Regions from separate parts of the Homo sapiens genome. Here region 2 is linked to region 1. Evidence: chromatin contacts called from ENCODE Hi-C or POLR2A ChIA-PET data. All regions are on one chromosome and are shown on one strand. Each heading gives the region's core, a stretch centred on a gene start or an enhancer-like site at or near the end of the contact. The rest is flanking DNA. Distances are from core to core; before and after follow the strand shown. Region 1 overlaps ZSWIM5 (zinc finger SWIM-type containing 5). Region 2 holds the start of LINC01144 (long intergenic non-protein coding RNA 1144).

Region 1 (5,334 bases), core at 1,329-3,828:
GAGGTAGGGTCTCACTATGTTGCCCAGGCTGATCTCAAACTCCTGGCTTTGTGATCCTCCACCTCAGCCTCCCCAAGCACTGGTATTACAAGCATGAGACACTGTACCAAGCCAACACTTTTTTTTAAGTTGTAGGAAAATATGCTTCTGGATACTGATAACAGTCTTGTGAGTGATGTTTTATACAGGCAACTAGTAGGATTTTTTGCTTTGTCTCTTTCTCAGGGTTGTAATTGTATTGAAACAAATTTATAAGGATGTAATTAATAAGACAGAAAACTCATTTGTAACTTATAGGTGAAAGTACTTGTGCTCACTTTCTAGGGATCCTTTTTTTTTTTTTTTTTTTTTGAAACAGAGTCTCGCTCTGTCGCCCAGGCTGGAGTGCAGTAGTTCAATCTTGGCTCACTGCAACCTTTGCCTCCTGGACTCAAGAGATTCTCTTGCCTTGGCCACCTGAGTAACTGGGATTATAGGCACACACTATGATGCCTGGCTAATTTTTTGTATTTTTAGTAGAGATGGGGTTTCACCATGTTGGCCAGGCTGGTCTCGAACTCCTGACCTCAAGCAATCCACCTGCCTCCGCCTCCCAAAGCACTGGGATTACAGGAATGAGCCACCGCACCCGGCCAGGATCCCCTTCTTAATATCAAAATGCCTAGGAAATTGGAACTCCTCCAGGACTAGAATTAGCACCCTGTTTCTTTACCTCTTAAGCCTCTCATCTCACCTAATCTGTTTTCCATTCCTATTATCCTATTGATTTTGCCATTCCTAAGGTCACCAGAGTTCTTCTGAAGTTGCCAGATTTAGTAGCTTCTTTTTTTGGTCCTCTTTTTTACCTGTGAAGATTAAATATGAAAATCTGTTTCTACACTATAGATGAAAAGCCCTTCTTAAACTGTAAAATAAATGTTACTATAATCCCCTAAAGAGTCACTGTTGTAAGTATCAGTTCCTTTTTTCTTTTTTTTTTTTTTTTTGTTTGAGACGGAGTTTCACTCTTGTTGCTCAGGCTTGAGTGCAATGGCGGGATCTCAGCTCACTGCAACCTCCGCCTCCCAGATTCAACCGATTCTCCTACCACAGCCTCCCAAGTAGCTGGGATTACAGGCATGCACCAACACACCTGGCTAATTTTTTGTATTTTTAGTAGAGACGGGGTTTCTCCATGGCAGTCAGGCTGGTCTTGAACTCCCGACCTCAGGTGATCCGCCCACCTCAGCCTCCCACAGGGCTAGGATTACAGGAGTGAGCCACTGCACCCAACACATAATATAGTTTCTTTTTCATGGTACATTTAAAAAATTGAATTGAAAAAATAGAAATGAGGGTTTTTTCTTTTTTTTTTTTCCCATCACCCATGCTGGAGTGCAGTGGTGTGATCTCGGCTCACTGTAACTTCCACCTCCTGGGCTCAAACAATCCTCCCACCTCAGCCTCCTGAGTAGCTGGGACCAGCTGGGTGCATACCACCATGCCCAGCTAATTTTTTGTATTTTTGGGAGAGACAGGGTTTCACCATGTTGCCCAGGCTGGTCTCAAACTCCTGAGCTCAAGTGATCTGCCCTCCTTGGCCTGCCAAAGTGCTGGGATTATAAGTGTGAGCCACAGCACCCAGCCAGAAATTAATTTTCATCTTCAATTAATATCTGAAATTGAGGCTAAGATGGCTTTTCAAAACATTCCTATTTGGCTTTGAGAGGCTTTGAAATAGTGTCCAAATGTACTTCTATCCATGGATGTAACTACATCCTAAAGGATGTTTATATTAAGACATACTGCAGCCAGCCATGGTGGCTCACGCCTGTAATCCCAGCACTTTGGGAGGCCAAGGCGAGTGGATCACCTGAGGTCAGGAGTTCTAAACAAACCTAGCCGACATGGTGAAACCTCATCTCTACTAAAAATACAAAAATTAGCCGGGCATGGTGGCGGATGCCTGTAATCCCAGCTACTAGGGTTGGGGGTGGGGTGCGAGGGGGGGCGCTGAGGCTGGAGAATTGCTTGAACTCAGGAGGTGGAGGTTGCAGCAGTGAGCCAAGATCGCCCCATCTCACTCCAGCTTGGGGGGCAAGAGCGAGACTTTGTCTCAAAAAAAAAAAAAAATCCCAAGAAAGTAATGGTTTTAAGGCATCACAAGTTATCAGCAGTTTGAAAATCCAAGTCCAAATAAATTATTTTTCTTGGATAAGCAAATACCAAGATTCTACTATGTGCTAGGTAATATGCTAGACCCTTTACAAAGGTTATCTCATTAAATTCTCACAATATCCCTACAAAGTAGGTATTTTTATGATCTCAGTTTTACAATTGAATGATTTGATGAAGCTCAGGAAGTTCAGCTAAGCAAAAAAATAAAACCTTTTCTGACTTCCTCGCTTCCAACCATGTCCTTGTGTTAAATGCCCTTCCTCTATGCTGCTTTCATACCCTGAACATATCTTTATCTTAATACTTATCATATTCAAATGGAATTATGTTTATTTATCTGTCTCCCTCACTAGACAGTTCCTCAAGGGTAGGAACAGTGTCTGCTTTATTCACCAGCACAGAGCCTTAACATAGGAGGCTCTTAATAAATATTTATTACACTGCAGATTTGAGCTCAGAGTTCAAGCCTAAATCTGTCTTTATATCACAGGCACACAGATTGAAATAAGATAGTCACTCTACTTTAAGGAAGTGTTGGGAAGGAAAAACAAGCCAGTTCTGAAAATCTTAGCAAGTTTTTTATATTAAGAAAAGATAATGCTTTGGAAACTTTCTCTACCATCTAAAAATGAAACTGAAACATTAAGGCTTACACACACATCAAAGGAGAGATGTTAAGAATATGGGTTGCTTTATTTTCCAGGGGCTTTATGGGTGTGCATAATTTTAAATCCACACTGCAAACTGGAGGAGAAATCCTGCTGGCTGCAGCAGCTGCAGAAGTGGAGCGACCTGGATGTCTGTCCCCTGGAGGATGGAAACTATGGACATGAGCTGCCCAACATCACCAATGCACTTCCCCAGAGTGCCATTCACAGCCCAGGTGAGCCAAGTGTCCTTTTAGGCTCTTTGTACCTGGAACTTCAAAAGGTGGGAGGGTAAACCCTAGAACAATGGTAGCTGGATAGCCTTTTAGCTGTCAGAATTGCCATTCTAAATAAGAAAAGCCTGTGTTTTTATTCATCTTGAAATGCCGAACCTTAAGTAAGGATAAGCTTTTATCTTTGACATTGAGTTGCTGTCCTTTTCCACATCTAGAGTGTCCTTACAGTGCCCAGCATAATGTCCTAGAGCCTCTGCGTGACTCCTGGTCTACTCTTCTGGTTCTTCATGTCTAATGTATTAAATATCTTGGCTTCAGTTGGGGTTGGTTTTAGCTGAGACCTAACTTAGGGGAGGAACAAAAGACCTGTAAGAAGCAATTTTAAAAAGTGTCCTGACCATAGCTTTTCTTACTTCTGTTTTCCTCAAATTTTTATACAGCAAATAGCTGGGTGGGATCATCCTCCCATATTATTGGTAGGATTCCTGCCCCATTTTAAGACACATCCAGTACAGTGATACCATACCCTCCACCCTTTGAGCCCACTCGCCTACAGACATCACTTGACATCAGCATTCGTATCAGTTTTAGTTCAACTAATTCAGTCTATTTGATGTTGTCAATTGATTATTCTTTAGCCTATTGAGAGCCTTTATTGGTAGAAGATTTTATCAGACACTGATTTTACAATTGGTTCCTTTTATTTTATTTTATTTGGAGACAAGGTCTCACTCTATCCCCCAGGCTGGAGTGCAGTGGCGCGATCTTGGCTCACTGCAACCTCTGCCTCCAGGGTTCAAGCAATTCTCATGCCTCAGCCTCCCGAGTAGCTGGGATTTCAGGTGTGAGAGCCACCACGCCCGGCTAATTTTTGTATTTTTAGTAGAGATGGGGTTTTGCCATGTTGGCCAGCCTGGTCTTGAACTCCTGACCCCAGGTGATCTGCCCACCGTCAGCCTCTCAGAATGCTGGGATTACAGGCATGAGCCACTGCGCCTGGCAGTTCCTTTTATTTCAAATAACTCTATTGGTATTTTCAGTCTCAAGGAGGAAATCATGAAAATTTTTGTTTTTGTTTGGTCTTATTCTGTACCATAATTAGTTGTCAGTATATTTAAGACAACTAAGGTAATGAAAGAGGTAAAGGCTACAATTTTGCCACTTCTTTACCCTTTCCTGGCATTCATCTAGCTTCCACAACACAGGAAGCCATCTCTTTGATAGTGGCTTTGGATAGCATAGAGAGGGTCAAATGCATACAAACACATGCTTTGTTCTGTTGCCCAGGCTGGAGTGCAGTACTGCGATCTCGGCTCACTGCAACCTCTGCCTCCCAGGTTCAAGCAATTCTGCTGCCTCAGCTTCCCGAGTAGTTGGGACTACAGGCGTGGGCCACCACACCTGGCTAATTTTTGTATATTTAGTAGATACAGGGTTTCACCATATTGGCCAGGCTGGTGTCAAACTCCTCAAGTGATCTGCCCGTCTTGGCCTCCCAAAGTGCTAGTATTACAGGCATGAGCCACCGCGACCAGCCTGGTCTGGCAGTTTCTTCCTTGTCATAATATATTGGTTCTTTGTTGTTGTTAGCTCTCCTTTGAAGATGTTGCTGCTTCTAAAGCCTTCTCAGATTGATATCAATGACATCAATCAGGATGTGATTGATACCTCTCTCACATCCCTTTACCTTTGGGGCTGGAGAAGCAGTTGATTCCTGCCTATTCTTCATAGTCATTTCTACATAATTCTTCCTACCTTCTTAAAATACCCCCAGGTTTAAGTTTCTGCCATCAAACTATACTGTCTGCCACCATCCTGGTTTTTGTCATCTGTAGACCTCTGGGTCAATCCCTCTCAGTCCTTGAAGATTTTTAGCTATTGGCTTAGTAATACTACTTTCTATCACTATTCTGATCATAATTCTTTTTTTAATTTCTTTTTTTGAGACTGGGTCTCACTGTGTCACCCACGCTAGAGTGAAGTGGCGTGATCTCGTCTCACTGCAACTTCTGTCTCCCAGGCTTCAGTGATCCTCCCATCTCAGCCTCCCGAGTAGTTGGGACTACAGGCGCAAGCCACCACTCACAGCCAAATATTTTTTGTGAGTGTATTTTTTGTAGAGACAGGGTTTCGTCATGTTGCCCAGGCTAGTCTCGAACTCCTGAGCTGAAGCAATCCTCCTGCCTTGGCCTCCCAAAGTGCTGGGATTATAGGCATGAGCCACCATGCTGATTCCTATCATAATTCTTGATGACTTCAGTAGCCACATAGATGACCCTTCCAATACCCTGGCC
Region 2 (5,334 bases), core at 1,743-4,242, 250 kb before region 1:
AAGAAAAAAATCGAGAAAAAGAGCACTTAGGAACTCTATAATTTGCAGGTCGATCTTAGGGCTCTTTTTCCTTAATGTAAATGTGCACAAAGACCATATTATTTCCATTTTACATAAACTTTGGCAAGTAGATGTGCCATACAACCTATGGAGTGCTGGAAAGGGGGTCATTCTCTTTGTTTCCTCCTCATTCTTATATTGTTTCCCAATTTTTTTTTCTCTCTTAATAGGAGGAACTGAGCTGTGGCCCAGGTTTTTTGATTGCTATGTGCTGCTTGTGGGCAGGATGCTACAGTGTGTCATCGCTGAGTCGTTTCCACCCTCTTACATGTCTCAGTTTCTCTCTCCAGAGGTTTATGACCCCAGAAAAGGCTCAAAAGGCTGGGCGATCAGCCCTTATATGCGTTTCCTGGATGAGCCATTTTTAAAATTAATTTTTGTTGGGGATTTCCCTCCAGGGCCGCTGCACGTCGCAAGGGGTTAACCCCCCCAGAGACTCCCATGAGGCCCCCAGTCACCTAGGGGCGCTTTCAGCTGGGAGGAGTAAATGCCTTTTCTCTTCAGAGCTGAGAAAACTGTCATTAACGTATGAAAACAACAGTTCACTTCTTCACGCAAATGCACACAGACAAACCGAATTAAGTTTAAATTTGGGAGAAAAAGCAATAGAGAAGACCCTTTAGAATGCATCTCTGAACAAGAATTAGGATCCTTAAACAACAACTTCAGACTGGAACAAAGCAACAACAACAAAAAAACCAACAATATGATCACTGAGCGCTCTAATGGTAAGGAGAAATTAAGACCAGCTGGTTGTTAATCTTAACTTTATCCAAGACAAACCCCAATTCAGTTACCTATCTAGGGATGGGTCTCAGGCCGAAGGCTGCTTTCTACCATCCTAGAAGCAGGAAAAAAACAAAAAACAAACTCATCTTCCCTGTTAGAAGTGAGCTCAGACTCCATAGGAGTTACCTGCATTCCATTGTCATGGAAGCAGGAGAAAAGTTGCCTTCCTTGTGTTGGAAGCAAGTAAAACTCTAGAAAAAGAGGAGTTGTACAGCAAAATAAACTTTAGATCTTGACTAAATTTTGGGAGATCAGGGATTCTCTGGACGGGGTACTCTCAGACCTCAGCAAATTGTCCTATTGGTTTGAGCCATAAAGTTAGCTCATGCTGGTACCATGCACCAATGGGAGATTTGTCAAAAGTCAGGGGCATCTCCACTCAGAATCCCTCAATGATTACCAAAATGTGAACCCTGAAAATTTGAGACAGGTCTCAGTTAATTCAGAAACTTTATTTTGCCAAGGTTGAAGATGCGTGCCCGTGACACAGCCTCAGGGAGTCCTGGCGACATGTGCCCAAGGTGGTCAGGGCACAGTTTGTTTTCATACATTTTAAGGAGACATGAGACATCAATCGATATATGTAAGAAGTACGTTGGTTCCGTCCAGAAAGGCGGGGACAACTCGAAGTGGGGAGGGGGCTTCCAGGTCGCAGGTAGCTGAGAGACAAATGGTTGCATTATTTTGTTTCTGACAAGCCTCTCCAAAGGAGGCAATCAGGTATGTGTCTATCTCAGCGAGCAGAGGAGTGACTGAATAAAATGGGAGGCAGGTTTGCCCTGAGTAGTTCCCAGCTTGACTTTTCCCTTCAGCTTAGTGATTTGTGGGGCCCCAAGATTTCCCACAAGTGAAAGGAAAATATCTCAATCCCCCGCCCCAAATCACCAAGCTCAAAGGAAAATTCAGGTTGGGAACTGCTCAGGCCACACCTGCCTCCCATTCTATTCAGTCACCCCTCTGCTCATGATGAACAGGATGCTGCTGAACCCTGGGGTCGCTGGGGCCTTAAATGACTTTGATGATGAGAGACTGGGCATGGAGAGCTAGAGGCCCTCATCTCCCTTCCCCAGCGAGTCGGAAGCGTCCCCATTACTAGTTCCTAGAATATGCTGAGATGTCTCAGGTTGCGGTGTGCAGCTGGGAGTTGCAGCCTGGCAGGAGGCCCAGGTTTTAGCCTGTGAACCGGGGCCCTGCTATGTAGGCCAGGGTGGCTCTGACCTGGCACTCTGTGGGGCCAGGGCAGACATAGCAGCAAAGGCCATGGGGTCACAAAGAGAGAGACTGCAGAAGGATCAGGAGTAACAGGCATAATGGGGCTATTCTTCCCTAGGCCTGAACACTGGGAAGGCACTGGCAGGGCCCCGGTTTTGATGGTGGATTCTTGGAGTAGGGGCCTTGGTAATAGGGCTCTGAGTGCTGGGGCAGAATGGGCTATCTTGACCCTTCATAGTCAGGGTCCCAAGTGGGCAATCCTGGAGCCTCCAGGTCTTTGGTCCAGCGGCGGGGTTTTCCACTCAAGGGCCACAGGTACAGACAAGCAGAGCAGAAACAGCCCCCCCGGCCTTTCACTTCCCACCTGCTCCCGAGGGAGAGAGTAAGGTTTCTGGGGGTAAGTGGGGGCTATCTGAAAGAAAAGGGTGATTTTGGCTGGGGCTCGGTGCCCTACAAGAGCCCTTGCTTGACTTTGACGCAAGGCACAGACTGGGCTCTGAAGGGGCAGGCTGGGGGGTAGACGTCGTCATGGATGTTGGATCTCCCTTCCGGCCATGGCCCAAGTACGACCCCTGTTCCCTTAAAGTCAGGACCTCGCAGAACTTTCGCAAGATGGGTCCTCGGAGTCTGCCCGCGATTGCGCTCCCAAGGGGTGCCGCTGCCGAGGGTAGGCGCGCCAGTCGAGATCAAAGCGGATGGGATGACGCCACTGGAGGGCGCGCGGGGCCGCGGGGCAGGGTGGTGCTCCTGCTGCAGGTTTCAGGCCTCTTCTGCCTTCTACAGCCGCCAGGTCAGCAGAGGCGGAGGCCCGGGCTGTGGATGGCCGAGGAGCCGAACTCGTGAAGCCACGTTCCTCCTGCAGCTCTTAACCCAGGCGCGGCGGCTCGCCGGGCCGCTCCCCTTACTCCGAAACCGTGAGCCTCAGCCCTTCCCTCTCTCCCCAATCCCAGGGGGCGCCGGCGGACACCCCAGAAACCCACGCGCTCTCGTTCCTGGTCCCGCCCCCTCTACGTTCCCTCCCCCTCTACGTTCCCTCCCCTTTTCCTTCCAGAGGCGGCGGCCCCGGAAGCTCCCGCCATTCTGGACCCGCCCCCTCCAAGCTCCCGCCCCTTTCCCTTCCTGTGGAGGCGGCCTCGGAAGCTCCCGTCTTTCTGGACCCGCCCCTTCCCCACCCTGCTCCGCCCTCGGCCCCGGCCCCCGCTCCGAGCTCCCTTAGCTCTAAGCGGTTCCGGAAGCTCCCGCCTTTCTGGACACGCCCCTGCCTCCCCCACAGGATTCCGACTCTCTCCCGGCTCGTCGAGGGCTTGACATTTTACCGGGGGGTGGCCCAGAAAAACCTCGTAGAGATGGTGACTTTAAAAAATTCTTTTTCGGCTAGGTGCGGTGACTCACGCCTGTAATCCCAGCGCTTTGGGAGGCCGAGGCGGGCGGATCACTTGAAATCACGAGTTCGAGATCCGCCTGGCCAACATGGTGAAACCCCGTCTCTACAAAAATACAAAAATTAGCCGGGCGTAGTGGCGCAGGCCTGTGGTCCCAGCTACTCGGGAGGTTGAGGTGGGAGGATCGCCCGAGCTGGGGGAGGTTAAGGCTGCAGTGAGCTGTGATCGCGCCACTGCACTCCAGCCTGGACGACAGGGCAAGATTGTGCCTTAAAAATAAAAACTTGTTTTGGTAAAATACACATAATATTTACCATATGTACTTTTTTTTTTTTTTTAAATGGAGTCTGGTTCTGTTGCCCAGACTGGAGTGCAGTGGCACACCACTGGGTTCAAGCGATTCTCGTGTCTCAGCCACCCATGTAGCTGGGATTACAGGCATGCGCCACCACGCTGGGCTAATTTTTGTCTTTTTAGTAGAGATGGGGGTTTCTGCCATGTTGGCCAGGCTGGTCTGGAACTCGTGGCCTCAGGTGATCTGCCTGCCTTGGCCTCCCAAAGTGCTGGGATTACAGGCTGAGCCACCGTGCCCGGCCCTACCATGATTTTTTTTTTTTTTAAACAGAAGTCTTGCTCTGTCGCCCAGGCAATGGCACGATCTCGGCTAATTGCATCCTCCGCCTCCGGGGTTCAAGTGATTCTCCTGCCTCAGCTTCCAGAATAGCTGGGATTACAGGCACCTGCACCATGCCCAGTTAATTTTTGTATTTTTGGTAGAGAGGGAGTTTCGCCATGTTGGCCAGGCTGGTCTCGAACACTTGACCTCAGGTGATCACCTGCCTTGGCCTCCCAGAGTGCTGGGATTACAGGTGTCAGCCACTGCGCCCAGCCTACCATGGTATTTTTAATGGCCACGTAATACCCTGTGTGTGTTATATTGTGTGGATGTGTTATATTAATTTAACCAGCCCCCTATTGATTAACATTGTAGCTGTTTATAAAATGGTGTAGTAAACATCCTTTCTGTAGGTCTTTGTGCACATATGGAGTATATTTGTAGGCTGATTTCTTGGAAGTAGAATTGTTGGGGTAAAAGCTATGTGTGTGTTTAATTTATGATTTTACCTATTTACCCTCCCACTAGTGACTTGTTTAGCTACATTTATTCAAATTGTCTGCACTCGCTTTCTCCACAACCTTACCTCCTACTCACTCCACAACTCATTCTAATTTGGCTTCTCTCTATCACTGCACCTTCAAAGGCTCTAAGGTCACCAATGATCTTCATGTTGTCCTATGGACAATCTTCAGATCTCATTTCACTGCTTCTCTAAAAGACTTCATACAGTTGACCATTCTCTCCTTTGTGAAACATTCTTCTCCCAGCTTTCATAGTGCCACATTCGCCTGGTTTTGCTCTAGCCATGTTGTCTTTCCTCTGCCCACTCTGAAATGTTGGTGCTGCTCAGAGCTTTGGTTACCATCTACATGCAGTTGATCCACACAGTGAAGTCTCCCTTCCTAACCTTTATTCAACTGCTTATTTGTCATCTTGAGTTGAATGTCCCACAGGGACCTCAAATCAATCATACCCAACATTATCCTCCCCCTTCTCATGCTCCCATCTCAGTAGCTGTTCCACTGCTCTCCTAGCCAGAAACCTACAGGTCTGGTTACTTGAATGTCCCTATTCCTCAATGCGCACCTCTAGTCAATCACCATGGCCCTGCCCATTCTATTTCCATAATCCTTTTCCCTTTTTTTTTTCTTTTGAGACAGGTTCTCGCTCTGTTGCCCAGGCTGGAGTGTAGTGGTGCAATCATGCCTCACTGTAACCTCAACCTCTCCAGCTCCTCCTGCCTTAGCCTCCCGAGAAGCTGGGAAGCTGGGA

What was found. Hi-C counts contacts between places; a loop is a spot of excess contacts on that map. ChIA-PET counts read pairs that join two places held with the same protein, here RNA polymerase II (POLR2A). Pooled maps may share reads with other maps.
Region 2: a pooled map shows a loop between it and region 1 (6-fold over the local background). The contact joins the promoter of LINC01144 here to the enhancer-like site in region 1. A Hi-C loop is called at or near these places in 2 of 37 single-sample maps with no recorded cell type and 8 of 50 pooled maps. POLR2A ChIA-PET finds 5 or more read pairs at or near these places in 16 of 52 experiments (A673, CD4-positive, alpha-beta T cell, CD4-positive, alpha-beta memory T cell and 12 more).

Annotation. Positions count from the first base shown.
Region 1 is chr1:45,048,780-45,054,113 of GRCh38, reverse strand. It overlaps ZSWIM5 (zinc finger SWIM-type containing 5), which reads left to right. Exons shown (of 14, transcript NM_020883.2): 5 at 2,861-3,040. Among named protein-coding and RNA genes, the nearest start is that of UROD, 39 kb to the right of the region's middle. Within about 2 kb of position 2,578, at least 2 of the 41 ENCODE cell types and tissues checked have a DNase peak (open chromatin) inside an H3K27ac peak, as active enhancers do.
Region 2 is chr1:45,301,568-45,306,901 of GRCh38, reverse strand. It overlaps LINC01144 (long intergenic non-protein coding RNA 1144), which reads right to left and starts at 2,992. Exons shown (of 1, transcript NR_024270.1): 1 at 1,283-2,992. It overlaps LOC105378691 (a long non-coding RNA gene), which reads left to right and starts at 3,156. Exons shown (of 3, transcript XR_947287.4): 1 at 3,156-3,410. RefSeq lists enhancers at 310-489, 2,660-2,899, 3,360-3,419 and a silencer at 3,090-3,269.